Regions from separate parts of the Homo sapiens genome. Here region 1 is linked to region 2. The links are chromatin loops, found by intact Hi-C in ENCODE. Cell type or tissue: IMR-90. All regions are shown on one strand.

What was found. Hi-C counts contacts between places; a loop is a spot of excess contacts. Peaks named below come from ENCODE experiments on the same cell type or tissue, not always from the same donor. Only the 100,000 strongest peaks of a DNase experiment are listed, where the experiment ranks them.
Region 1: a loop joins it to region 2, with 5 times the contacts of the local background. A loop is called at or near these places in 1 of 110 quality-filtered maps.

The regions. Positions count from the first base shown.
Region 1 is chr11:72,237,137-72,239,636 of GRCh38, forward strand. It overlaps INPPL1 (inositol polyphosphate phosphatase like 1), which reads left to right. Exons shown (of 28, transcript NM_001567.4): 26 at 1-660; 27 at 906-1,039; 28 at 1,127-2,011. The coding sequence ends at 1,217. It overlaps PHOX2A (paired like homeobox 2A), which reads right to left. Exons shown (of 3, transcript NM_005169.4): 3 at 1,941-2,500. Among named protein-coding and RNA genes, the nearest start is that of PHOX2A, 5.8 kb to the right of the region's middle. In IMR-90, a CTCF peak has its summit at 1,191 (motif pointing left); a DNase peak (open chromatin) is centred at 1,185.
Region 2 is chr11:72,352,041-72,354,540 of GRCh38, forward strand. The region is part of intron 5 of CLPB (ClpB family mitochondrial disaggregase); the gene reads right to left. It overlaps LOC112268077 (a long non-coding RNA gene), which reads left to right and starts at 2,476. Exons shown (of 3, transcript XR_007062768.1): 1 at 2,476-2,500. In IMR-90, CTCF peaks have their summits at 1,018 and 2,005; a DNase peak (open chromatin) is centred at 1,011.

The DNA.
Region 1 (2,500 bases), 110 kb before region 2:
GGAGCTCCTGAACCAGAAGGGGTGGCGGCCCCCCCACCCAAGAACAGCTTCAATAACCCTGCCTACTACGTCCTTGAAGGGGTCCCGCACCAGCTGCTGCCCCCGGAGCCACCCTCGCCTGCCAGGGCCCCTGTCCCATCTGCCACCAAGAACAAAGTGGCCATTACAGTGCCTGCTCCACAGCTTGGGCACCACCGGCACCCTCGTGTGGGAGAGGGGAGTTCTTCAGATGAGGAGTCTGGAGGCACACTGCCCCCTCCAGACTTTCCACCTCCACCACTGCCGGACTCAGCCATCTTCCTGCCCCCCAGCCTGGATCCTTTACCAGGGCCAGTGGTCCGGGGCCGTGGTGGGGCTGAGGCCCGTGGCCCACCACCTCCCAAGGCCCATCCAAGGCCTCCACTGCCCCCAGGCCCCTCACCAGCCAGCACTTTCCTGGGGGAAGTGGCCAGTGGGGATGACCGGTCCTGCTCGGTGCTGCAGATGGCCAAGACGCTGAGCGAGGTGGACTATGCCCCTGCTGGGCCTGCACGCTCAGCGCTCCTCCCAGGCCCCCTGGAGCTGCAGCCCCCCCGGGGACTGCCCTCGGACTATGGCCGGCCCCTCAGCTTCCCTCCACCCCGCATCCGGGAGAGCATCCAGGAAGACCTGGCAGAGGAGGTGTGTGGAGCAGGGTGGCTGTCTGTGTGTGCCTGAGTGTGCTTGCCCACAGACTGGTACCCTTTCACTCCACCATTCAGCACTCATGGTGTCCCTGCTACCCTGAACTGATCACTGGGAAGTTGGGAGACACATGTATCAGCCCAGCCCTTCCCTTCCTTTTCCCCAGAGCATGCAGCAGAATGTGACTGCAGGTGTTTCTATGGGGGGCACTCAGCTCCCCCTGACATGCCCTGTTTCCTTAGGCTCCGTGCCTGCAGGGCGGGCGGGCCAGCGGGCTGGGCGAGGCAGGCATGAGTGCCTGGCTGCGGGCCATCGGCTTGGAGCGCTATGAGGAGGGCCTGGTGCATAATGGCTGGGACGACCTGGAGTTTCTCAGGTGGGGGAGGGGCTGGCCCCGGGGGCGGAGCTGGGGCCCTCAGGATCCCCTTGCCCATCTCACTTCCCAGCCTGTTTTACTCCACAGTGACATCACCGAGGAGGACTTGGAGGAGGCTGGGGTGCAGGACCCGGCTCACAAGCGCCTCCTTCTGGACACCCTGCAGCTCAGCAAGTGATAGCGGAGGCACCACGAAGCTGTGAACTCAGAGCCCCTCCCTGCTACCAAGGCCCAGCTATGGCCCCAGGGTTGAAAAGTTATGAGGGTCAGGGCAGTATCTCTCTGCCTATTTATTGGGGTGCCTATTTATTGGGGATCTGCATTCCCCGCTGCCCAATCATTTGCAATGCCCTAATTAGGGCATCCTGCCCCTCGCCTTTTAGGCTCAGGACGGAAGGTCAGTTGCCATGGTTACCGAGGACCCTGGTTACTCTGGTGCTGTCCTGTTTTACTGGACCCCGCCTCCCAGCCCCAGGGGTGCCTGTGGGGGTCCATTTGGGTACGTCTGGGCCCCCACTTTCACCAGTTTCTGCGGCCTTCCACCGGGCCTGAACCACAGCGGAGGAGCTCCGCTAAGACCTCCCCACCCCCGCTGGGGGTGGGGGCGGGTGTCCGTCCGGAAATGAAGGAATAGCCCGAGGACCGGGCTGGGGTTTATTTAAACTGTTCTGTGTGGGTCTGGGGAGGGAGAGCACCTTAATATTATTGGGGTTGGTTGGGGTGGGGCAGGATCTCAGCCATAAAGTGCCAGTTTGCTTAGTTCTCACTGTCTCCTGGTCTGTGCTGCCCTGCTCTGGGGATGCACGGCGGCAGGGTGGGGGAGGGAGGTTCCTCGCAGGTCTCAGCCCGGGACAGGGTCTTGCAAGCAGCCTCCTGGGCAGTCGTAAGGGTTGCGGCGTGATGTCTTCAATAAATTAAGTTTTATTTGGATTGAGTAAAACTTCAATAAATTACAAGTTTTTCAAAGAAAAAGGACAACCAAAAAAATTAGGGAAAGAGAATCCCTCTGTCCCATTCCCCAGGCAGCCCCTCCACTCCTCTAACAGGTCCACCCTCTGTGCCAGACGGGCTAGGGAAGAGAGGAGACACGTGAGGGATGAATTGGCGGTGGTCATTAATTATCCCGGCGACCACCAGCCTCTGTACGGGTGGGCCCGAGGGGTGGGGCAGCGGGCTTTCCTGATCACCAGCGTAAGGGGTGACCCAGCCGCTGCAGAGCCAGGGAAGGGGGCTGTGCCGATCCTCCTTGAGGACCTTCACTTTGAGGGCACTGTTAGGGACAGGCCTCATGTGATACCGCATCCAAAGAAGGCCAAGCTAGAAGGAGCTCCGGGGTTCTCCTGGAGGAGGTCCCGGTATAAAGAACTCCGCTCTGCTGGTAGAGGGTGGGTGAGGACGAGAGTGGCCCTGACTTGGTCTCCAAAGTTGGGGAGGACACACCGAGGGGTGAGACAGTAGGGA
Region 2 (2,500 bases):
CTACCCACACTCTCGAGGTTAAGCACTACCCTGACTTCTTATGCCACTGATTAGTTTTCTCTATTTTGGAATTTAAATGCAGGCATACAGTAAGCACTCTTCTGTTTGGCTTGTGACCTGATGTAAGGTTTGTGTTGTAGCACACAGCAAGAGTTGACTCAAGCCCATTGTACATTATTCCATTGTGTGACCATCCCACAATTTATTCATCCATTCAGCTACTGATAAACATTTTAACTATCTTTCACATTATACATAAAGCCTATCCTAGTCCTCCTCTAAATCTTAATGATTTTCCATTGCAGGATAAGTCCAGTCTCCTCAGCACAGCTTACATTAGTGACCTTCAATATTAGCTCCTGCTTTCCATTCTTGCCCTCTGATACCCTCCAGCTCTTCTGAACTACCTGCAATATTCTGAGTAAAGTATGCTGCTTCATACTCCATGCCTTTGAACACGTTGCTCCCTCCGCCTTCCTACCTCATCTACCTGGTACACTTGCATTCATCCTTCAAGAGTTGGTGTGAACACCATCTCCTACATCATGCTTTCCCTGCCCTCTTCAAGATTTAAAAGGTCTTTTCTTTGTGATCTCACAGCACCTTCTACAGATCTCCATTAATACACCAGATAGCAATTCTTGGTTAAAATGTCTGGTTTTCTCATAGAACTGTGAGTTACTTAAGTGCAAAAATCATGTCTGGATCATCTTTATTTCCTTGGTGCCTAGGGCAGGGCTTGTGGCAGCAGAGATGATCAGTAAGAATCTGGTAAGTGAAAGAATGCTGGAGCTGGAAGGGGTCCTTGGGATCTGCTATCCTAACTTCTTTATTTTACTGAGGAGGAGAGAGGATATGCCTAAAGGTGAAAGGATTTGTTGGTGGCAGAGCCAGAACATCTGATCCTTCACCCAGTGCTCATTCCCCTTCTCTGTACTGCTGGCGTGAATCAGAGTGTGGAGCTTCAACAGAGGACAGACAGCCTGAGGCACAGCTGATTCTCTCCACATCAGGCAGTGCCGCCAGATGGACAGACGGTGAAGTGTAACAAGAAGCGAACTCTTAAGTTTTGGGTCCTGACAACAAGCCAAGAGGCTGTTAAAGGGGATGGCACCACTGGAAAGGATCTTTGCCTCAGGCAGGGATGGTGGGGAATTTAAGGACTCATTTGATGATGGCTAGTTAACACTGATAACTCAGTGCAGACTTGGAGATGGGGCAAGGAGGATTCACTAAAGTAGGTGGGAAGGAGGCTGAGAGAGGCCCCAGGGAAAGTATTAAGTTTCGTTAAAGCCCAAGTGTTTCTGAAGTGAGAGCACCAGTGACTGAAAAGGAAGTGGCATTATGACTGTAAGGAGAAGGAAGGTAGCCAGGCAGAGGTGGCTCATAAGTGAAGCTCTAAAAAGTCAGACACATTAGGAAATTAAGAGTCGGGGAAGGGGATCAGCAAAGAGTAGACCAAAAAGTAAAGACACCACATCTCCCAAAAGAAAACCTACAGTGGTTTTGGAGATTTATCAGTGCATCCAATTCAAAAACATACTAAATCATGTGCAGAGCATTGCAGCAAAGGAGATGGAGACAAAAAAAGACACAGGCCTGGCCTTCATCCACCTTGGTCTAGTAAGTGAGACTGGACCCAAATCCAGAGAACAGGAAAGACTTCAGAAGGAAGGTGGCATGAGGCTGGTGACTGACTGGTAAAAGGAACTCCACCAGCATGCAAAATGGTCTTAAAGGGGACAGAGAGGCCGAACAAACTGCGAGAATAAAGGCACCAAGGTGGGAACACAGTGTAGCTGGAGTATTAGGGCTCCAGTAGGGGAAAAGGTAGGTGAGGGTCAGACTAGAACAACTCTAAAACCAGTTAAAAGCATTAGTATGGTTAGAATTTTTTTTTAAACGAGTGAGCACTGAGTGTTTCTGAAGTTAATAATAACAGAGACTATATATAAAGTACCTACTCTGGAGAAGTACATATGTCCTAATCCTTACAAATCCTTAGGAGGTAGGTGGCGCCACCCCCATTTCCAGATGAGGAGAAAGAACTTCAGAACAGTCAGTAATTTGCCCTGGATCACATAGCTATTAAATGGCAGGGCTGGTACCAAGATCCTGACTCCAATATTCATGCTCTTCCCTTGCAACCTCTCTTAGCTGGGGGTTCTCCTTTGAAGCACATACAAAAAAAAATTGACTAGTGATTTTCTCAATGCTTCCAAAGATGTGTGTGTGTGTATATATATATATATATATATAGCTAGTACCATTTTAGATTCCTGGGAGAGAAGTTAATTCCTGTGTACGATGGATGCCTTGGAGAATGAGGGCTCAATTCTCTGGAGGAACCTTGGTCAAGAAAAACGGCCATGATTAGAGATATGTTTTAGGAAGATGGATCTGCCGGTGGGATCACATCCCTGAGAGGACCTGGTTGCCAAAGCAACTTAACAGTCCTGGAAATATCAAGATGAGTCATCTTCAGGCACTTGAAGTATGA